Regions from separate parts of the Mus musculus genome. Here regions 2 and 3 are each linked to region 1. A link is a loop called in an ENCODE intact Hi-C map of the cell type or tissue named here. Cell type or tissue: gastrocnemius. All regions are shown on one strand. Each heading gives the region's core, and the rest is flanking DNA. Links, peaks and the distances in the headings are about the cores only.

The links. A loop is a pair of places that touch in the nucleus more often than their neighbours do. Peaks named below come from ENCODE experiments on the same cell type or tissue, not always from the same donor. Only the 100,000 strongest peaks of a DNase experiment are listed, where the experiment ranks them.
Region 2: it touches region 1 in a loop (2.5-fold over the local background); 25 of 42 quality-filtered maps call a loop at or near these places.
Region 3: a loop joins it to region 1, with 1.8 times the contacts of the local background. A loop is called at or near these places in 6 of 42 quality-filtered maps.

The regions. Positions count from the first base shown.
Region 1 is chr16:93,450,014-93,457,929 of GRCm38, forward strand. All of the region lies in intron 1 of 1700029J03Rik (RIKEN cDNA 1700029J03 gene), which reads right to left. Among named protein-coding and RNA genes, the nearest start is that of 1700029J03Rik, 4.9 kb to the right of the region's middle. In gastrocnemius, for the core only: a CTCF peak has its summit at 4,439 (motif pointing left); DNase peaks (open chromatin) are centred at 4,428 and 6,854.
Region 2 is chr16:92,547,973-92,555,888 of GRCm38, forward strand. No RefSeq gene overlaps it. Among named protein-coding and RNA genes, the nearest start is that of Gm30224, 44 kb to the right of the region's middle. In gastrocnemius, for the core only: no CTCF peak of the experiment used is centred there; a DNase peak (open chromatin) is centred at 3,463.
Region 3 is chr16:92,824,380-92,832,295 of GRCm38, forward strand. It overlaps Runx1 (runt related transcription factor 1), which reads right to left and starts at 1,695. Exons shown (of 8, transcript NM_001111021.2): 1 at 1,555-1,695; 2 at 1,210-1,325. The coding sequence starts at 1,267. In gastrocnemius, for the core only: a CTCF peak has its summit at 3,777 (motif pointing right); no DNase peak of the experiment used is centred there; H3K4me3 peaks cover 631 bases; H3K27ac peaks cover 330 bases.

The sequences.
Region 1 (7,916 bases), core at 1,928-6,927:
TCCCTCCCTTCCCCCTCCCCTTCCCTAGAGAGGTTATGTCCTTCCTTCAGTTCCTGTGTCAGATTCCAGGCTGACACGTGGTAATTGATTCTGCTGCTGGTTAGAAGGCTGTTAAGTGCGAGGGATGAAGTTTCAATGAAAACAAATAGCACTTCATGGGCCTGGCCTTTCAGGGCTGAGCTTCTGTTGTGGTTGAGGCTGGGGGTGTGCAGTTCAGACCTGTGTGAGCCGGTTGTGTCTATGTCTGCACTTCTCTGACTCACCTTTACCAGCCCCCAAAGCACAGTGACAGCTAGGTTGTCTCAGTGTCACTCCTGGCTCAATGACAGCCCAGCGGCAGGTGGAGGCTCTGATTCGAATCAAGAAGAGACGTTGACCTGTGCTCTAAGCCCCCTAGGAGATGCTACCCTAGAAAAGACTTCCTTTCAAGAAAGAGAAACGGACTTCTGCGTGACCCATCAGGCCTGAGTGTGGTCCTGGTTCTGTGGCAGTGTTGACATTCTGTTCCCAAGGGCCAGGAGACACATTAGCACTAACCTTGGCCCTTATGAAGTTCAAAGCTCTCCCAGCAAACCTTTGGGTTACAGCCATGGCTACCTTCTGCTTTCCCCACACCCTCCTTCAGAACTAAAGGGTGCTGGGATGGATATCTGGGGAGGACTATCCTATGCTAAGGCTGCCTGCAGAAGGAGCCACTTGGCCCAAGATCACAGCTTTTCTGTGACAACAGAAAACAATGGGCTGATTGGCAGCCTGACCCTCAGCCCCAGCTCAGCAGGACACTGAAGGCCACACCCCCAGCTGCTTCCCAGAAAAAAGCATCTTCCAGACACCTCTGTCCCCTCCTGATGAATTCTTTCCTGAACCACAGAAGGGTACCCTACAAGCACCCAGAGAGCTAAGTCCCCCTCAGAGTCCACGGCCCAGGTACCAGAGTGACCCCTCCTTGGGAGCAGCCATGGTGGTCTGTCAGAGTCAGAAACTACACTACACCGGCCACTGCTGGCCACAGCTGCTTGAGAAAAACACAGAGAAAAGAAGGTTGACCTTGATGAAGCTGCCTGGGAGTGACAGAGGGTGACATAGGCTGAGCACATCGCCATGGGTCAAACCCAGAGGCCTCCTGGTCACCGAAGGGAAAGGCCTTCCTGCATTCATACAGCAGAAAAGGGTGAGGATGGGGCCCACCGCTGTGGTTTAACACATCCCATAAGGTTCCTGTTTCAGAAACCTTGTCCTTCAGGCATTGGGAAGTTGACCTGAAGGTGTTAGTGTCCCGGGACTCTGTCTGCAGGGCCTCAAAGAGGCTGAACCTTCTTTAAGGAAGTAGCTTTGTGATGGAAGCGAGTTTAAGCACCTCTTCTCCTTCCAACTCGCACTCCGATTAAGCTTCCCCCATACAATACAAAGTACCGAGGCCTGGGTCAGATGCGAGCTCTCTTGGTCCTTAGACATCCCAGCCTCTAGGGATATGAAGACACCTCTGTTCTTTATAAACACAGTCTTGGGTATTCCATGATAAGACACAACAGGAAAGAAGGTTGGCAGGGTGGTGTCATCTGGTCTGACACACGTGAGCTGCCATATGAAGTGGCTTAATCATCTCATGGTCCTAGAGGCTACAAGCCCAAGGTCAAGTGGATTAGCCAGGGTTCTCAGCTAAGCAGAACCCACATAGAGCAATGTGTGCACGGCGATTGGCTGTGAAGACAGGATCTCATAATATGGGGGTGGGAGGCAGCACAAGGCAGTAATTGCCAGTATGCAATCTAGACTGCAACTCGGATATGGAGGATCCAGTGTCTGAGGGTGGGAAAAGATGGGTGTCCCCACTCACAGAAAGATAAGAGGGAGTCAGCATTTCATCTGTTGGACCCTCAGTGGACTGGGTGGTGCCTGTGGGGATTGATGCGAGCTCTTTCAGTCTGTCCAAATGCTACCCTCCTGTAGATATGCTGGAAAGGTTCTACCAGCTGTGCGGTCATGTCTTCATCCAACTAAATAGGCACAAAATTAACCATCTCACAAGATGTCAGCAGGACTAGTTTCTCCTTGGCTTCTGGGTGATCAACTCTTCAGATAAGGGTCTCCATTAATGGCCTCAGTTTAATGTGACCACCTCTTTAAAGACTATTGATACATAAGGGTCACATTTTTGAGGGTTCTTAGTCCAATTTCCAGGCCTAAATAAGTTTTCCGACCCAAAATGGCAGACAGTGATCCTAAAAACCTGACAATCTCTCTTTATACACGAGCCACCGTTCCTTCGTCATCACTCTTATCCAACAAGACGAGGGCTGATGCCTGCTGGGTCCACCAGCTAAGGAACCCACCTGCTTCCCCAGGTGTCTGATGTTTTCTAGCAACATACATATTGGACAGTGGTAAATACCCACACTGGGTTTTCTGGTGTGTTCTGGTGTGTGAACAGGGCTTGGGGAAGGTTTTATTTAGAACACTTCTAGCCCAAGCCATAATAATTTCCCATCCTGGGGCAGGGGCAGGGGCAGGGGCAGGGCCAGGGCCAGGGGCAGGGGCAGGGGCAGGGGCAGGAATCAGAATCTGTAAAGTGTAGAATAATCCCTAGCATCAAGGCTGCACACAGGCAGCCCCTACCCAACCACTTCTTGATTAAACAGTCTGCTCACTCCCTATGGGAAACAGATGGGTCCTGGGAGATCATATAGTGTCCACTGAGACAAGTAGCCCCCAGCTGCTGCAAGGCCTCCTGCCAGACGCTCCGTCCTCACAGATCACAGGCTCAGGTACATGGCGTGCAGCCTTTGATCTGGGGGAGCAAGTTCTTTTCATCTCTGCCAAAAACAAGGGTCAGGGACCATCATATTTGCTCAGAAGAGACAATAGTATTCCCTTACAGTGTTGATCCAGGGCTGTGTTAATACCCTCCCTGCCCCCTGTCATAATATAGTCTGAGGAGACAAGACCCAGCTGAGCCACTGAAGAATGGCAGCCTGGAGAAGATATCATGTGAACCAGACGTGGCAAAAATGGTAAGTCACACTCGTGCAATAAAAAAAGTAATGTTGCTGGGGATTTGAGAGCCCAGCCATCACTTATAAAAGGTCTGGGTTCCAGGGCATGCTGGGGCACCTTAGCCAAGGGGAAGAACAAATTACTGCCTCTTGGTCTTCCTAGACAGAGGATGTACCACACCTAGTCGATTCCTTTGGGGTCTGAGAGACACTGACTTCCCAGCAGGGAACACTTTTCATACCCTATAACCCGATAACAATACAGAAGATGCCAGTTCGGATGGGAGAGGAAAGAGTGGAAAGGGTCCACAGAAGGTCCAGGCTACAGGGCAAGTGGCCGGCCCCAGTAGCTCCTCCCTGTGATCCAGCGGCCCTCGTGATAGAAAGTATCGCGGTGAAGCCAGCACAAGAACTGTGGAGTTTGGGGGATCTGCTGTAGGACTACGACAACCAAGAACAGAATTCTGGTATACCAGTGTGGGAGAAGAGGATGGGTCCTGTCGGTGCACATTCCTGATGGCGGTTTCCTGTATTCAAACGTACATGAACAGAGACACACTTCCTTCCTTTCTAAAAATAAATAGGTATTAGAGAAACGTGGCAAGTCGGCGGCATGGTGGGAGATCGTAGAAACTGGAAAGTTGTGGCAAGGGCTATAGAGCACTAAAGAGAAAGACTCCAAGCCTGCTCGTGGCAACTGGAAGAGGTGGAACACCCAGCCATGGCCAGTCACTCAGTGACCGCAAAGCCACACAGCTGGGCAGCCCCAGCAGCATCCATTGTCAGATGGAGGCTATGATAGCTTATGTTTGTTTTGTGGCTATAACTAAATACCAGAAGCTGGATAAACCTATAAAGGGCAAATATTTGCTTTATTCAGTAGAGACTGGGAAGTCTCAAGATCAACAGGTCGTCTCCTGGGCATCCAGTCCCTGGTCCCACACCAAAAGTTCAGAAATGGAAGGTCTGCATGCAGATCTCAGAAACTTCGTATGGAGATCTTTGGGCAATTCTGGTAATACAGGTCCTTAAGCCAGCGTCTCTGAGATCCCTGAGGCCGTAACAAATGACAAAACAGCAGATGCCAACACACAGGATGCTGAGTGCTTGAACACAGAGCTACTCACTCTCTGCTGAACTGTAGAACTCTTCATCTTGTTTTATGGCTGAGAAAACTGAAGCTAAGTCAAATCCCAAGGCCGTAGAACAGCCAATGATAAGAGTCAGTATTTGCACTTGACCTAACTCTAGATGCTTAGCCAGGAGGCCGTAGTCAAGAAAACTCTTGAAGGCAGTTAAGGAAAGAGAAGGGGGCTGAGAAATCTATAACCCAAGAGGCACTTGCAGCTCACAGGACCAGTTTACCTACAAGGAAGGCAATTAGTTTTGCCAAGTAACTTTTGCAGCGCGGCAGCCACTTGCAATAGCGCATGAGCGCCACCTAGTGGCCACAAAGAATTGCTGATACAGTAACCTCTGCCTGAGATCACCCAGGATCTGCTCAGTACAGACTCAGCTACTAAAGCTTAGCAGACGCAAGGTTCTAGATCCAGGAGGAGAAAGTCCTTCACTTTTAGAAGAGGTTCTTAAAATACAGTTTGATTTTAAAAATGAAAATAGCTACAAAAAGCACAGCCAGTGGGAATGATAGCACTAATAAATGAAAAAAAAAAAAGCCATATGCAAATCATTGGTGTGTGTGCTTATAAAGAACTTAGTGCAACTATAACTAACACTGTGTCCTGACTGGTCACTCCTGAGTCTTTAAGATGCCATCCTGCTGCCACTGTTACCCTAGGAGACCTCTGGGCCCCTTGACAAGATGAAAGGGGCAGAGGCATTTTGACGCCTCTCTACCCCATTTCCTTCCAAGGTCTACTGGACCCAGATGAACAAAGGAGTTGGAGACTTGTTTTGGCATGATTGACAGGTGCATGAACCATGCTAAGTAAAGGAAAATAGACACAACTAGACTGCAGAACATTCCTTTTAAATAAAATACCCAGGATGGGTCAACTGTTGAGTTTTAAATACACATAGTATGTACATGTGATATACACACACATCATACAGTGTATATACATGCATTATGTCATATCTTAGTCTTTTAGATAAGAGTATATGGGAATGTGGTAGTGAGTTCTTGGAACACCAGCTTAGCTGGATTAAGGAAGTCTGATGATGGATAAAGCATGATTATTCTTTAGCTCTATCACTGATATGTAGCCCCCCACCCCCACCCCTGCTTTGTGGGCTCTGAGCCTTTTCTCTTGTGCTGAGGGAAGGCCCCAGTGTCTGGCATCCCGTAGGAATCACTGAGCTGCCAGTCTGTGAGAAAGTTCCAGAAGACTTCCCTGATTTCATAGCTTGGGTGGAGCCGGCTTGCCCTCAGTGTGGGTGGACTTTATGCAGTCGTCATGTCCCAAATGGAACAAGAGGTGGGAAGGTGCCATTTGGGCTATCCTCTGCCCCAAGATATCAGGACTATGGGCTGTGAACTTCAGGATTCACACCAGAGACTCCAGGGCTCTAGGACAGGGCTCTCAGCCTCAGACTGACAGTTATACCATCCACACCTCTGCAGGTCTCCGGAACCTCTGAACTTGTGATTGTCATACAACTGACTTCCCTGGCCCTCTATCTGTGTATCACAGCCTCTCCTAGGCTCCCTAATTGAGAGAGCAAATTCTCTAAGTTATTTCCCATAACTCCTTCTCTCTCCTAAATAGAGATGGATAATGGCAGATAGAGATAGATTGGTGATAGATAGATAGATAGATAGATACATACATACATACATACATACATACATACATACATACGATAGGTAAATAGATAATAGTTATGGTAGATGATATAGGTGACTATAGATATAGATAGATGAAAGATAGATGATAGATGATAGATATAGCTAGATGATAGATAGATAGATAGATAGGATAGATACATATAGATGATAGATAGATGATAGATGGATGGATGATAGATGGATGGATGGATTAGGTAGACAGACAGACAGACAGACACAGATAGATGATAGATAGATAGATAGATAGATAGATAGATAGATAGATAGATAGATAGATAATGGATGGATGGATGGATGGATGGATGGATGGATTAGGTAGGTAGGCAGACACAAAGATAGATAGATAAATAGATGATAGATAGATAGATAGATAGATAGATAGATAGATAGATAGATAGATAGGATAGATAGATAGATAGATAATAGATGGATGGATGGATGGATGGATGGATGGATGGATGGATGAGGTAGGTAGACAGACAGACAGAGATATAGATAGATAGATAGATAGATAGATAGATAGATAGATAGATAGATAGATAGATAATGGATGGATGGATGGATGGATGGATGGATGGATTAGGTAGGTAGACAGACAGACAGACAGACAGATAGATAATGGATGGGTAGATAATAGATAGCAAGGGAGACAGATAGACAATACACACAAAGGTAACACAGACAGAGGAGGCATGGGGACAGGGTGAGAAATAACCGTTTGTTGACATCTCCATCTCCAACGGGGGCCTTGTCTATTCATTTAGGGACCCTTGGCTACTCTGCCGCCTTCCTTCAAACAAGGCTGATAGAGACAGAGTGTTAAATAGATTATGCGTTGGTGGCTGGGATAGAAAGATAGAACTCATCTTCAGCAATGAAGTGTTAGAGAATCAGCTAGAAAACAAACTGGTCAGACTTGACGTTGCTGCTGCGTGAAGCAGGCTTCCGGCCATGCGTGGAGGAGGTCGGACCCCTCTAGGATGCTTCCAGCCTCAGGGTCCTGGCATGAGAAACCCAGTCTGGGAGCATCCAGGGCTTCCTTCATCTGTGGACCTTTCTCTCCAACATCAGAAGGAACCCGGCAGTTGGCCAACAGGCACACATTCCAGACACACACCCAGCTAATGAAAACCACACACAGGCGGGAAAGGAGATGAGCATTACCTGCGCCACGGACAATCTGGAACGAGGGAGGCAGATGGAAAATCGCCTCAGGGACTTTACTCAGAATCTGCTACATCTAAGCAGGAATCGAGTTTCTCAAAAATAAAACCGTTCTGTTTACAAACATACTGTTTTTGCCAAAGAGAATTCTTTATTTTAGGTGCTTTGGGAAAACTGCAGAGTCCTTGAGTTTAGGGCCAAAGACGCCCAAAATGTTGCAATCCTAAACCTTTGGCCGTGACAAAAACATGTTTGCAAGTGGAAACTTTTCGGTGTGGGGCTTCTCCTGCTGTTTTGTTTGGGTGTGTGTTTGCTTGCTTGCTTGGTGCCAAAGGATTTCCTCCAAGGCTTCCCAGAAGCAGGGAGCTGGGGTCAGCACTCCTTGGTGTGTTGGCCTCCGGCCACTTGTGCCCCTCCTCAGACAAACTGAACAGTTTGAGAAGGGGGAAAAAAAGTCAGCTTGGGGAGCTATTGTCTCCCTGCCTCCAAAGTAGTTGGGAATTTTTGTTTGTTTTACTGCTGTTGTTTTGCTTTTGTTTTTTAAGATTTCCTTGTTTTATGTATGTGAGAACATTGTTGCTGTCTTCAGACACACCACAAGAGGGCATCAGATCCCATTACAGATGGATGTGAGCCACCATGTGGTTGCTGGGAATTGAACTCAGGACCTCTGGAAGAGCAGTCAGTGCTCTTAACCACTGAGCCATCTCTCCAGCCCCTTCAAGTGTGTGTGTGTGTGTGTGTGTGTGTGTGTGTGTGTGTGTGTGTGCCACATGCAAGGCTTTTTTGGGTTTTTGGGTTTTTGGTTTTTTTGCTGTTGTTGTTGTCGTTTGTTGTTGTTTGTTTTTTGTTTTGTTTTGTTTTTTGATTTTTTTGTTTTTTTACCCTTGGTTCTGGCAATCTAGATTCAGGTCCTCATTGTTGCATCCAGCACCCTCCCAACCCTGCCT
Region 2 (7,916 bases), core at 1,179-6,178, 900 kb before region 1:
CTCACTTGACTAGTCCAGGCTCATCCGAGGAACTCTCCTTTATAATCAGCTGATCAAATCAAACCCTTGCAGTCCCTATACTCAAGTCAACGAATTAGGGACTGTCATTTCCTTTGCTCTGTCATGTGACCTAATCACAAGAAGGATACTATATTTTGTAGAAGTTTTGTCCCAGTTCTTCCTCCCAGCCCCATGCTCCTTGGCCAACCTAGACTCAGACTTAAAATATATCTACAAGTACCTTGGCCATATAGCTAGGCTCTTCCCTGACTAGATCATAACTTTTTATAACCCATTTACTGTAATCTGCACTCTGCCCCGTGGCTCGTTACTGGTGCTCAGACACCATTAGTATGTCTTGTCACATCTTCCTGGGTGAATCTCCTGTGCCTGACTCTATCCCAGAATTCTTTCTCTTTCTGGATGTTAACGTTCTATCTCCTGCCTAAGGAAATCAGAGAGGGCATAGGGCATCATATTTGTTATTGACAGGTGCCACACCCATACAGACATACGATATTCTCTCTACAATATTTATTCACAAGTCCTACCCAACCTCAACAGCAGGGGCGTGTACACCAAGGCCTGGGGTTCTCAGGAGCCAGCTTAGGCTTGTCATAGTCAAGCGAGAGAGTCTGTGATGAGCACTCTAGAGGAAGACCAGAAACACACAACCCCTGGTTGAGGTCAACAGAGGTTTCATTGCCAAGCCTCTTAGGTGTTGCCAAGCTGAGTCGTGGCATCAGGTGTCTGCCGCATATCTTCTTGGCGTACATCCTCCAGACTCTCTTACTGTTAATCCTCAGGCTCAAACTCCATGGGGCGGGCAGGTCTGACATTCCCTGAAGTCCACTTGACCTGATTCCCAGGTTCCTGTGACAAAGCAAGAGTTTGTTGACCTCCACGTCTTGGCACCAAGTGCACTCTTTACCCGGTGTTTTTGCCAAAGGGTGGGGAGAGAAGGTGGAGCCGAAGGAAGGGTTTCTTGCAGTTGGTCAATGAAGGGCTTTGTCGCGACTCCTCTCCATGTTGAACAGGTGGCCAAGTGTCTTGGTACAAGGTAGACATGTTTCTCCTTTAGTCCTCCCTGAATTCAGCTCAAAGGCAGTTACATAAATGAACAACAACACCACCACCACCATGGATAACAGCCAAGCCAAGGCTGCTCCTTTAGAAGAAAAGACCATTTTTAATAAAGAGCCTGGAAGATGCTGCACACAACTCTAAGGCCCAAATTCTTCCCTGTTCTCAGGTTTCATCCTCGAGATGGCTGGCTTTGTCAGCTTGTCACAGTCTAGAAGCACCTGGGAGGAGAGTCTCAGTGAGGGGTTGTGTGCTGGCTGGTTTTAGGTGTCAACTTGACACAGGCTAGAGTTATCACAGAGAAAGGAGTTTCAGTTGGGGAAATGCCTCCAAGAGATACAGCTGTGGGGCATTTTCTCAACTAGTGATCAAGTTGGGAGGGCCCCTGGTGGGTGGTACCATCCCTGGGCTTGGGTTCTATAAGAGAGCAGGCTGAGCAAGCCAGGGGAAGCAAGCCAGTAAGTAACATCCCTTCATGGCCTCTGCATCAGCTTCTGCTTCTTGACCTGCTTGAGTTTCAGTCCTGACTTCCTTTAGTGATGAACAGCAGTATGGAAGTGTAAGCTGAACAAACCCTTCTCCCCCTCCCCCCCAACTTGCTTCTTGGTCATGATGTTTGTGCAGGAATAGAAGCCCTGACTAAGACAGGTTGTGAGACCAGGGTGGCCTGTAGACATGTCTTTAGGACATTGTCTAGATTGTATCAAGACCCAGCCTAAAAGTGGGCAGTGCCATTCCTTGGCTTTGGGTCCTGAATAACCAAAGAGCAGGAAAGTGAACTGAGGCGCAGGTGTGCACATATCCACCCCCTGTCTGCTCCGTGCCGTGTGACTAATTGCTTCAAGCCCCATCCTTGACTTCTCCACACAATGGACTGGAGCTAGGAGCTGATTAAACCTTCTCTCTCTCTAAAAGTTGCTTCTGCCAGGGTGTTTTGTCATAGCAAAGGAAAGAAAGCAAAAGAGCTACCCGTGCACGCTTGGTAGTTTTGTAGTATGTGTTGTTTCAATGATTGGATTATCATTCAAACCAGTCACAGTCTTTCAAGTGGTGAGAGCTGTAAAGGCTATAAACTGGCTTCTCTGGGTTGCATTCTTGAATACGGGAAGTTGGAGGCCTTCAGCACTTATACCGAAGGGAAAGAAAACCTCTGTCAAAAATCAGAACACTAAGGTAGTGACCAGGCTCCTGTGGATAAGAGACAAGCAAGGCCTGCTTGTGCCATGGAAGGTCACAAGGGCAGATACAAACACAGACAGAAATCTGGTCCTCAGCCCCAAGGCTCTTGGTGCAGAGAGGGAGACTCAGTGTGTGTCATCTCTGAGATTTGTTTAAACAGCACTCTGTCTGGTTCTGTATGACACACACTTGTCTACACAGCTTGAGTAGCTACATCACCACTTCCCAACTTTTGGAAAAAAAAATCCCCTTCCAAGGACATGATGAACATTTCTCACTGGGAAAGGCCGGAAGGTGACCACCTTATAGCCTGCTTAGCTTGGTTTCCCTAGGAATCACATTCCAGTGAGAGATACCATCATTTGTGTAATAAAAATAATATTTTAAGCAGTATTGCCTACTCTCCTGATTCTTGGGATTTTATGTCCTGGGAGAACAATTAAATTTTGGTTTTGTAACAAAACTCAGCCAAGTTGGTTTTGTTCTCAGGCACGGTTTCCGTCGGTCCTGTTGGGCAACACAGCGGTCTCCTTGGTGAGAAATGAACGCATGGTCTCAGCCAGCGTCTTAACAGCTGACACGATGATGACCCTTATCAGGAAGCACCTTTTCTGGGGACCCTGGGGTACCCTGTTATTGTGTTTGCTATAGAGACACACATACTCCCAACTTGTCCTGAAAGCCAGACCCAAGAAAATGTTCCCTGTGTGTTTAGGCGTTAATTTGGTTTCCTAAGAACTTTCTAGAAAACAATAGTGACTTGATCTGAAATGGCTGAGATGGGGGAGGTGTTTAAATTTACCCCCAGGACATCTTGATAAAGAAAAGTGTCTCATCTTTCAGAGACATCTCGGGGTTGCCCTGTCTGGTTGGGCTGATTACATCACCTGTTGGCTTGGTAGCAGCGATCGCTTTTCTGAGAGATTCTTCCTGGCACTTCAGAGACGTCTGAAGATCCATTTCAGTTTTCATAGTGTGAATGACAGGGATGCTCATGGGTAAAATTTGAGCTGTGTTTGTACAAGGACCACCTCCAGGATGCCATCACCAAACCTCTAACACAGAGGTTGCTGTGGCACCTCTGTGCTTTCTGCCTGATAGGGGCTCCATGTCCCAGTAGTGACTCCCCACTATAGCGAGTGTTGCCCTTACTGTCTGGGATACAAGCTTGTCTTCCCAGGGTGCTCGATGGCAGCTGGCCAGTCTTGGCTGTCTTCCAAACTAACAACGACTAGGCCATTTAATTCTTACCTAAAACCCAGGGCAGCATTAATAGTTAACGCCTGAAGCTAATTTTTGTGGAACCATGCATTGCAGACAAGATCAGGAGAATGATGGTTCCCAGCAACCCAGCCCTCTCTTCCCATCTCCCCATCCCTCCCCGAGTCTTTCTGGGATTCTTTTTTACGGGCACATGTGTGTATGGCGGTATCAGTAACATCAAACAGATGTGGGTTCAGATCCACTCCCCATGAGATGGATGGAGAAGGAAGTTGAAGTAGATGAGAATCAGGGAACAGGGGGAGGGGTTAGCACAGCCAGGAACAGTGCGATTACTCAACACTTGGATTTTTTAATCAAGGGATCTGAGTAACGAACAATATATCCTTTGTTGAGCACAAAAAAGAAAAATACAAACCAGAAGCCAATGGAAATTTAGTAAACAGAGCAATCTATAGGGCCCCGAAGGGGCATGTGCGCACAATGGCTGTTTTAAACTCTGTTAGAGACAGGCTCTGGTTCAATGGTCAATGCCAGTCTCTTTTGGCAGTGTCTTGCACTGACCCAAGCAGAGATGCAGAACATTTTGGATTAACTTGGATGGTTCGTGCTCATAAACAGTTGGCCAGCAGTATTTAGCGTGCTCTCTGAACTTTCAGATAATAAAAGGCTTACTTGGAATAAGCCTTTCGTCCTTTTAAACACTCCCAGAGCTGTGAGTGGTTGGAGGTACCCGAGTGTGGTCACTACGGGTGCTGAAGCTCCCAGACAGCCGTCCACATTCCTTTAAGGGCAGCCACCTCTAGACGGCTCATTTCCCGTAGTCGAGTGGTTGGTCTGCAATTTCTTTCTGGGATCCAGACAGTTAATTGTGACTCAAGATGACTGGGGAAAGAGCTGTGTAGCCTCCGGCGAGTTATTTAATTTTGTTGAATCTTAGTTTGCTCATCTGTAAAAGATCCCCCCCCCACCTCTTCCCCCAACACCCCGCTCAGCTCTTGGAACTCTGATAAAGATGTTCATGAAAATACAGGAAAACATGAAAAACGGGCAAAAGCGTTTATCAGGCTTTCTCCCAAGACACTGTGCTTAGTTTTTGCATCGGACACAGTGAACACAAAATTTGTGGGGTGGATGGATGGATGGTGGTGGTGGTGTTAAGAATTTGTGCAACCGTTGAAATGTTAAGGAAATAGGCCACCGTATGCTGACCAGGGCCTGGTAGGCTGGGAGTTGGGTCAGTGCTGGTTGGATGGAGAACTAGCCTCCTTTCCTCTCCAAGTCCCTCACCTGTTATTTTGACTTTGAGAGAAGAAATGGAAATGAAATCATTTTGACTCTGAACAGAGCAGTATTGCGGAGGGCTACACAACTCCCAAATAATTTTAACAGTAACCGTCCTGGGTGCTTCTCATCCCTCCCCAAAAGAAGTCCCTCAAAAGAGCCTGGGAAGGGGTCTTGTCTGAGTCCAGATCACTTCAGAAGCCATAACGAAGCACAGGGCACTCACATCCAGTCTGAGTCACTTCCTCCAGCAGATAATACGCGTGACGAGCCGAGCAAGACGAGCCGAGCAAGACGAGCCGAGCAAGGCACAAGCCGTATTTCTGCCGTCTGAACCTCAGCTGCTCTCTCTCTTATCTTCCAGATAGTGAGCCACCATTATAGGTGACTGCAGATCTGAAGAGAAACTCAGCTCCCTGAAGCAGCCAGAATTCTGGGAGACTCAGAAGAGGAAGGGCAGAGGAAATGTCTAGTGTGTTGATGGTTGTCTCCTTAGTCACTCATTTTCTGAATAGCTTCAGCTGAGAAACGTTTACAAGACCCAGGAAAGAGAAGAGACGTGCCCAGCAGACTGAATTACCCTGCCTGTACTTTTCAGCTCTGGTCTCTCACAGTCAGGTGCTGTGCTCCATCCCTGGGGATGCTCCTTATGAACCTGAGCTTTCAGTTCTTGGTTGTCAGTGTCCCCAGAGGTCCCAAGGCTTGGTCTCAGGGGCTGGCAGAGCTGGAAGGCAGCCGAGGGGTTAGAACCTGACAATTCTGACTCAACAGTGACAAATGGGTCCTCTATGAAACACATTGAATGTCAGTCCCAAAGTGTTGAAGTTCTACCTTCTAAGAATTTTATTTTTAATAGATACATAATTGGACCTATCTTTATAGGCTTGATACATTTTATATGTTGAGTAATAATCAAATTAGGGTATTTCTCTTCTTTTTGATGAGAATAATCCAAACCATTTCTTCCAGGTGTGAGGTGTGTCTGATGTGGTGCTGTTTCCGATCTCCTTGCTGTGTATCAAAGGACCAGGACGTATTTGTATTCTGCCTTCCCAGCTCTAACTTGCAGAACTGACTGGTTATCATCCTCTCTCTCCAGTGCCCCCAGCCTCTGCTATCTATAATTCTAGTCTTGTCCATGACATCAGGGTCGTTGTCCTCCCCTGCCAGGCAGGCTTGCTTTTGTATCATCACCCCCTAAAGATTACCACATGGAACATGGTTTCCCATCACCATCTCTGAAGGTAGACATTTCATTATTGGCTTTTTATTTTGAGACAAGAGAACTAGCTTAGTAAATCTTCTCCCATGAAGATGTCTGGGAACTGATGTGTCCTCATGTGCTTGTCACAGGTGGAGATCCTTTTAGGAAGAGACACCTCCTGCTTGGTGATGCTAATGAGCACGGTAGATACTCCTTTCTGGGAAAGTATCTGAAGGCATCCAGGAGGCCAGGAAGGACCACGTGGCATTGAGATGGATCTAATACTGGGATGTATGGAGGGTGACACAGTTCCTTCTTACGGAGTTAGTGTCCCTCAGAGCCTGGACCTCAGGATGTCATCCCAGCTTAGGCTAGGCTCCAGTTCCCCATGCAAACTGGCCTGGCTTTCTTCAAGTCAGCTTTCCGCATTGGTGTGTTATCTGGTCTCTGTTTCTTTCCCTTGTACTCAGTTCTTCCTTGGGGCCCAGCAACAACTAGAATTGAGCTCCATGATGTGAACAGTGGTCGTCGTTCTGAGTCACCTAAGATCTTATCACCGAGGATGACTCAAGGGTCTTTTGAGGGCTTGGATTACGTATCCCTAGTCTCTTATCTGGTCATAGCTGATGACCATGGGTCGTGGCGAATATTCTCAAAATGTGTTTCTTGGAGAGGCCAGCAGTGGCCTCTGTTGGAAATGTCAACTACCAAGGAAATGTCCACTTCACACCCTCATCCCAAGCTTACCTTCTCATGTTGGGCACATTTTGGAATGGACGGATCCACTGGGTTTAAACCTTCCTCCAGGAGATACCAGGGCACTGTGACACGGGCAGGGGAAGCTCTTGCTCTGACATGGAAGTCAGTACATGACTGGCTCTTTGAGTGATAAGGACAGGAAGGGAGGTTTGAGGACCATGTAGGAGGCAGAGGCGGGGCTGAGAATCTCAGTAGGAGAGCACAGTTAGCAAGTCAGTGGTATAATAAGAATAGCAAGTACTAGAGTCAGGAGGCAGTATGGGCTAGAGCAGTGGGTGCCTCTTCTCGTATGAGACCTATGAGAAGTTAGGAGATTCAGTCGCCCCTAAAGTAGTGGCCTTAGAGACAGAAAGGAATGGGTGTCTATCTCCATCTACCATGTAGTTGTTGACTTTGAAGCTTATCTCTAGGGGAGGGGACATATTTTCCGGCTGCACTACAATACATTGAAAGCTTTTACCTGATTGGGGTGGGAGGACATATTTTCAGGTTGCACTACAGTACAAGCCTCAAGCAATTTGGCATGACTTGGGCTATTGGGAAACAACTGTGCTCTGGGGACAGCCTGACATGTCACTCCAGCAGCCTGCTAGGGCCAAGCTGTCCTTTTAAAGGAAGCTTTGAGCTGATTCTAAACTTGGAAGAGAGTCCAGCAAACAGCAAGGGGCAACAGAAGGTTGAATCACAAGTGCATACCTGGTCAAGGCCAGTCCCTGCTCCCAAGCAGGGGGCTGTATTAGAGTTCTCTAGAGTCACAAAACTTTTGGGTAGTCTCTATTTAGTAAGGGAATGAACTTAAATCTGTAGTTCAACTCTCCAACAATGGTCAGCAGCAGCTGTGAATGGAAGTCCAAGGATCTAGTAGTTGCTCAGTCCCACAAGGCAAGCAGCAAAGAAGAGAGATTCCTCCTTCTTCCAATGTCCTTATGTAGGTCTCCAGCAGTTGGTGTGGCCCAGATTAAAGGTGTGTGCCACCAAGCCTTTAATCCAGATGACCTTGAACTCAGAGATCTCCCTGTCTTAATCTTCTGGAATGTATAGCCACTATGCCTCAAGATCTCCATGCCAAGATCCAGGTCAGAAACTTGTATCTCTCTGCCTCCAGATTAGGATCATAGGTGAGCCTTCCAATTCTGGATTGTAGTTCATTCCAGATATAGTCAAGTTGACAACTAGGAATAGCCAC
Region 3 (7,916 bases), core at 1,037-6,036, 630 kb before region 1:
TATATACATACACACACACACACACACACACACCTTCCTCCAGTTTTCACGTTTCAGCATAGATGAACCATCACAACCTCAATAGCCTTTGTTGTGACAAAGTCGCCAGCAAGCCCTCGAATTCCCCTACTCATTTGGCTGTATGAATAAATAATGATTCACAGATACTGGCTGGGTGTGCACATAATTTGTATCCAGAAAACAAATGATTTCTTCCCCATCCCATCCCACTCCATTTTAGCTCTGCCAGAGCATCATACCACAAGCTACACGTCCTGATACACGGCCACGTCTTTGTGAGCTCTTTATGCCACTGTTTTTCTTTACTTAAGCTCAGTCCTCATCCTGAAAGACCCACCAAGCCCACATGGGCACTATGGCTGAACTCCAGCATTGTAAGTTCCATAAGGCCGCTGTAAAAAATGCAGGAAGGTTCAGGGACCTACGTGGTGCCAACCCATAAGTCTGTAATCTAGTAATTTCTGCTGTGACAGTGCGTGGACTTAGGAAATGGCTTCATAGTTCTTTCTGAGAGAGACTGTGTACCACAACTTGCTGGCTTTCTGTCTTGAGCAATGCCGGCTGCCTCTTTCAATTGAGGCTGAAAGAAAAACCACAGCACAACACAGCATCTTCTGATGGCTTTTCCCAGAACGAGTCTGCCCAAATCCTGCCCTCTGTGGACTTGCCACTTTGGCCCTGAAATCTCCGCACTGATCCAAGGTATACCTGTGAGCTGCCTCTCGGAGACCACTCTGCTGGCACCGGCTCTTCCGGCCAGCTAAGTACTGAGCCTGCTAAACCCAGGGGCAAGCCAAACTCAGAACCAGGGCCAGACAGCTTGCTGCCATCAGAGTAAGTGCAAGCGAATCATTCAGAGCAAGGCACAGCCAGATAAAACCCAAAGAGTGTCCTCCGCGCCAGCCTTCTAATCTCTGGGACTTTAACTGAGAGCGGCTCAGAGCACTTGACACAACTTTCACCCAGCGACCAAATATTTCAACAGCCTAAGCATTTATTAAAACATCCCCGCAGCACGGCGTCTGACAAATAATAATCTCGTGGTCTCAGAGTCAACAGCCTCTGTTTGAATTCCTCCCCCCACAAGCAGGCAGGGACTTCAGGCAGGCACCGGAGGGTCCACGGGCTGCCATCTTAGTCTGCGCAAAGCTGAGCAAAATCAGATATAAAAAAGACCAGCGTACTCACCTCTCATGAAGCACTGTGGATATGAAGGAAATGACTCAAAAATGCTGTCTGAAGCCATCGTTTCCTTTCGAAAACGCACCTCTCCTGAAGGCGGGGGATTCTATAATTTCTTTCACCTTCAGAGCAAAAACCAAGAAATGTCACTTACTCTGACCTCACCTCCCACCATGGCTCCCCACGTCTCTTTCTACCCCCAACCCTAACACTTCTGGTACTCCATGGGTCCTATGGGGTGGGGGTGGGGGAAAGAATTATTGCAGAAACAAATATTCAAATTGTTAAAGATTAAAAAAAGGAAAAAAAAAAGACGAAAGCACCGCCTATGCTGTGGGTTGAACTGCTCACCGCTCTGCGAAAGCCTGTGGTTTGCATTCAGTGTGATTCGTCCTGCCTGCTGACCACTGTGCTGGGCTTACACTTCTGACACTGCCAGGCTACCCAACTTGTGGTTCTGTGGTTGTTTATGAGGTCCAAAGAAGTTTTCACACAACCCAAATTACAAATTTAACTGTTCCCCTTTCCACAGCCCACCGCCATTGGCTCTTGCCAATCACGTGACTTAAGTGATGTCAATTTTTTTTTTTTAAACTTTCTGAGCTATGCCCTTCCTGCCCTCCACCTGCCCTCCCCCAGGCTGTGTAAGGAAACAGTTGAGCAGAGCTTAGCAGAGAGGGGCTGTAAGAGAAAAAAAAGCACAACAAACAAGCAAACAGAAATCCCCTGCCTCAGTCTTTTCTTGCTCTCTCTGTCCTGTGCGGATTTGGTGGCTTTCAGATCCTGTTGTTATTTGTGGTTTGAGGAACAACTGATTATTTAGATAAAGATTGCCTTGCTGTTTATTCAACAGCAATTCAACGTTGGCACCAACTTGCTGCTGAGCCCGGATGCGGCTCTCATCACTTAAATGCTGGGCACCAGCTCGGGAGAGCTGGGTTCTTGGTGAAAGCAAGTGAGACAGAAAAGTTAGAAAAGAAGACCAAGAGCCCTTTTCCGTGAGTGGCTGATCCTGGGAGGGCTAGGCTGGCAACCTACTGACATCTCAAAGCTTGGGAACAGTATGACACGTTTTAATTGTGGGATGAAAAGACCACTTTGATCAAAACCCAAATGATGTTGTCCTTGGCTTTCCCCTTGGCGGATAGGCTTAGCATGGACATCTCTTGGTAAGTAGAGGAAACAGTGGCGTTCTCTTCACACTGGCACCAGTTCCCACGCTCGCTTGCATTAGGAAGTTTTGTGGAGAGCAAAGGAGGAGAATTTCCTCACTCAGCAGAGCTGTGGCCTGTGGGCAGCTATCTGTTCATTGTTTGTACCAATAAAGCCTACTGGTAGCCTTTCCGAGCTCCACTCAAAGAAATGGGCCAAGTCACCCTGCTAGGGATAATTACTCTTTGAATCCATGAAGAGTAACTTGTGACTACCCAAGATCCTGCCTCCTCCTGGCCAGCCCCCGGAGGGGGATATTACACAGCCCTTCAGCCTCCAGAAGTCACATGGTCAGGGGACAGACAATAAAGACAAGATGATTCTGTGGGTGTGAGCTCTTCTGTTCACCTCCACCTATTGACCTCTTCGTTCTATCTGTTTTACTTGCTGAGAAGTGAAGCCTTAGTCTTCCTGGGATCCCCAGGCAGGGCCTGGCCTTCCTTTCCTTACTTGGGTCTTCCTTTTCCTCTGTTCAGTTTCCCTCCATTTCGAGGTGATGCCCGATGAGAGGCTGGGCCTTGAGCAGCGTAGCTCCAAGTGCCAGCCCTGGGTCCCAAATTCCAGGCATGCAAGGTACTTCTCTAAGTCTGAGCCCCAGAGGGAACTCTCATTTGGTTTTCATGGAGATAATTTTGCACACACAGTAGAGACCCAGGGTATTAATGATACAGGTCTTTCCAAAGGACCAGACTCCATTTTTACTTAATCCTATTTTAACCTAGGCAGGAATTAGAAACCTAGGCATTTCTTTCTCCCAGCCTCTCTGAGCAGTTAGCAGCCAATACCCACACTTGGCTCACACTTGAAAAACAGTGGCTGCCCGTCTTTTATGAAGCTTATTAATATCTAAACACAACGTGCGCTTCACGTTGCCTCTCAATTCAAATCCCTTGTTAATATAATCCCCATTATTCAAATCCCTTGTTAATATAATCCCCATTATTCAAGTCTCTGTGCTGTTGCTTTTAAACAAATTCCACCCCTGCCCCCATCCCCTAGTAGGATCTCCAGCCAGGTTGTGTTATCTTCTACCCCTGCTCTGCCTTGGAGAGATCCCAGGATCCAAGCCTGTAGCTGCAGCTGGCTTCTTGAAGGTGACTCACTTCCCAAAATCGAGACACTTAAGTGTCCACTCCGATTAATCCTGTAGTCATTTCACTTCAGAAATTCCCAGATGCTTTTAGCCTTAAGCGTCCTCATGCCCACAAGGATGGTTTAGATGCCCAGAATTTCTCTGCCTTTGGGGGTCTCCATAGGGCAAGGCGGGCAGATGAAAGCTTTCAGGATAGCCTTCTGGTCCACTTCTGGCCTGCAGGTCCCACTGCAGGCTGTCACCTCTGGGTCCTGGCTGCAGCGAGGCAGCAGGGGGCAGACTACAAAGGCGGGAGTCCCTGGTGAGTCCTGTGATGATAGTCATGGAAGTCCAAGCAAGACTGCAGGGCTCACCAAGGAAGCAGCAGTTAAAGCCGCTCTCTAAGGCCATAATGGCTAGGAGAGATTCAGTGGCTGCCAGCAAACTGCCTTTTACACTTCCTTGAGAGCCCAAGACAAAAAGACACGTCTGTCACTTCTGAACTGCCTAAAGAAGTGCTTAATCCCATTTTAGGCAGAGCTGTTGAAGATTCTTTAAGTTCTCCAGGCAGCGGTGGACCCACCCTGCCAGCCTCATTCCTGCTGTTGACTCAGACCCCAGGCTGCCGGCCTGGGAACCGTCCTGGAGCTGCTGCAGGGAACTGTGGCTCTGCCAAATAATGCCACAGCAATCTTCATCCTCTGATTGGCAAAGTTACTGAGATGCCACTCTCAAGGGCGGGGTGGAGAAACGCTCAGGTGTCTTTGTTAATGGCCCTATAAAAATACCAGGGAAGGTTGAAAGATGCAGGGTTGCATAACCCTGTAATTAATGTCGAGAGTGCTGTGTGCAACTCCATCCAATTAAAACACTCTCTCTGGTCAGGGTTTTTCATTGTATGGTTATTCTGTGCTCCTTCTGAAGTCTACGCATAGATACACAGATTCTCTGGACAGAAAGCAGGGGTATGGATGAATACCCTCAAATTAGTCAGTAGCAAAAATCCCCAGATGGTAACACTAATGCAAAATAATTTCTATAGAGTGTAGATTCTGTATGTGTGTGGGTACATGCATGTCTGTGTTCAAGTAAGTGCCCAGTGTGTGGAAGCCAAAGGTCTTTCTCAAGTGCTAGCCTCTTTGTTTTTCCGTTTAAAGACAGGGTCCTTCAGTGGCCTGGGGCTTGCTAATTAGGCTATACTGGCCAGTGAGTCGAGAGATCCTCCTGTTCCTGCCTACCCAGTGCTGGGATTACAAGTGCAGATTCCTCAATGTGGATTCTAGGGGTCAAACTCCCCTGCGAGGCCATCTTTGCCCCCTGAGCTCTCTCCAGACCTATCATGATGCTTTTGATCTGTTATATCTTTGCTCTGAGACAGAGGCAGGAGCTGTAAACTGTGTTATGCTAGCAACAAGCGCGGGGATTTATAACTGATGTACAGATAGCATAGCTTTGTGGACTGAACAGAACCTGCTCCGGGCAGTTCTGACAGCTAAATTGACTGGAGAACCTGAGACTTTTACTAGTTACCAGCTTTCCTCTCTGGACACTTAGAGTCGGGGGCACGTGTACATGTGCATGTTTGTGTGCGTGCATGTGCACGTGTGTGCGTGGTGTGTGTGTACATGTGTGTAGTTGTATATGTGTGAGTGTGTGCGTAGTATATGCATGTATGTGTGGTGTGTGTGTGTGTTGTGGTGTACACATGTGGTATGTTTATGTGTGTGCATGTGTATTTTGTATGTACAAATGTGTTTGTGGTGTAGGGGGTGTTTGTGCATGCATGTGGGGAGGTGTGAGGGATGTGGTATATACATGTATATGCATGTGTGTGTATGTGTCCATGTATGTGTGTTGTATATGGTATGTGCATGTGTGTTTTATGATAGATGCATGTATGTGTGACGTGCACGTGTGCATGTGCTCGTGTTCACACACACATGCACACACACGTGTGTGTATGGGTGCATGTGTGTGTACAGTCCTGAAGTTTTCCTCATTTGGGTAAAAGTGTAAATTTTGGTCCCTAGAAGACCAGGAGGGCCAGGATGGCCAGGAGGGGTTTTAATACTTATTTCCATGACCTTCCTAGATAACATTATAGTGTACCCAGGAAAGCAGGAAATAGAAAGTAAAGAAAAAAGGAAGAAAGGAAGGAAGGAGGAAGGGAGGAAAGGAGGAAAGGAAGAAAGGAGGGAGGAAGGAAGAGAAGCATCGAAACCAAGTTAAAAGAACACTGTCTAAAGATTTGACAGCCATCTAGTGACAGGTTTATAGTGAAGACTTCGAGTCATTTTGCTGTAATCCAGAGACCCCGAAGCAGCAGCTATGACCGGTGTGAACTTGCCAGGGATCGAAGCCTTGGCTCTATCCTCAGTCTCCCAAGTCAGAATCAGTCGCAGTCCCTGGCCCCCAACTCCTGTGAACACTGACGCTGGAAGAGACTCCCGAGAGAAAGAGAGGACGGAGCCTCACTCGGACACTCCAGCATTGGGAAGTAAAAGGAAGGAGGAAGGCCACCGTTTCACCCTGGAACCTGCTCCCCCATCCATAGTGACCGAGGCAGTTAGATTCCCATCCTGCTGCCCTGGCAGACGTCCCACACAGCAGCCCCCTCCCCCCCCCCAAGCTCTGGTTTACATCTCACGGTGGCACTGTCAAAGGCGGTCTGAACCCCTCACGTTGTGCTCGACAGCTTGACATTCTGTGCAGAAGGTTCTTGCTCGCTCGGGTGCTGTCTCGCTGGTGACCACCTGGCTCAACAGTGGCCTCCTTCCTGCAGGGGCATCAGGACTCTCGGTTTCACTGACTTTGCAGTTTTGAATGTGTGTGGAGTGCTGCGATCAGTGCCAGGCAGTCACCGAGAATCCTAACAGCAGCCAGCCCTGCAGGTGGCCATGGCAGCGCCCCCCTCCCTATCGGCTGGCCCACCCCCAGGTCCTTCCCACGCTCTGCAGTCACAGCTACCCTGATGCCTTTCTCTGACCTTTGATCAGAGGAAGGGCTCGTCTTTTGTCCACATCTCCAACGACTTACTCACGCTTCCTGCTACAGTCGATGCATTTCCACAGGTACCCGGGAGGCTGGTCACTGTCCACTGGAGCATCCGATCACTTCAGGCCTGCCTCAGGCCAGAGAACTTGTTTGGGGTAGCTCTCCTTACAGAGTGTTGGCCTTGCTGCTCTTTGCCGCTTGCTACCAGGAGGGCAAACCTAGGCAAGCCAAACCCACTTTGGTAGAAATGTACAGTGTTCACGGTTTGGTCAAACAATGGAGAGAGTCAGTAGTGCTCAGCTTCCCAGCCTAGCATAGAGGCTAATCCTATCATGCAAAGAACTCCAAGGGAAACCCAAATTTCTGTGAGAGAAGCCAGAGTTCACTGGGTCAGAAGGCTCCACGTCTGATCTGGGGTTCAGTGAGTACTTGGTTCTGCGGACTTGGGACTTTTACTGTGAGTGTTGCCACTTTTCCCCCTTCATTGTCAGTCAAATGCACAGCCTTCCACAAAACAAGGCACAACGCCACCTTTATGACTGGGGTGCCATGAGGATCAGTAACTGTTTGGACTATGCAAAATGATTTTTGAATGAACTAAGAGAGAATTGTGGTTGGCATTTTAATATGGAAACATCCAACATGTGAATTTTAATATGGACACTTGCCAAGTATCATACAGGCATGGCGCCAGGTACATAGAGGTGCCAGGGACATAGAGGTTGGAGTTGAAAACAGCCTTTGTAGTTGATGTTAGAGAAATCATAAGTGTCACTTTGTGTGGTGTGTGTGTATTTCTGTGTATGTGTGTATGTGTCTGTGTGTGTGTCTCTCTCTCTGTGTATGTGTGTCTGTGTGTGTGGTTGCCTTCCACACTGTTTGAAGCAGACTCCCTTTGTTGTTTGATGTTGTGTTTTATGTCCGACCTCCCACGTCACTCTATGAGCACTGGGATATAGATTCACTCTGCTTCACCTGGCTTTAATGGGTTCTGAAGATTCGAACTCGGATCCTGACATTTGCCCAGCCAGCATTTGACCCACTGAGCCATTTGCCTGACTCCAGTTTTGTCTTGATAGAGTCTCACTACATATCTAAGGTAAGGTTGACTTTAAAACCACAATCCCCCTGCCTCTGACTACTTGCTGAGTTCACAGGAGTACGACTCCAGGCCTGCAGTGTTCACTTTTGAGCCCCTTGCTTTGAAATAATATAACCTAGTCCTGTCTATGTAGGATAAAATTCTCTAAGAACCTTAAAATCTCAAAAACAAATTAAGTACAATGAGAAACAAAATATTGGCACTTAAAATGATGCAGTGTGTGTTTTAGTATCCTTCATTTTGTATTCTTTTTTTCTTCCCGTGGACCATTTAGAAACTGGCTGTATTTCTGGAAAGAGCAGGCAGGAAGTCTAGTCCATGGCGTTGGTTCTG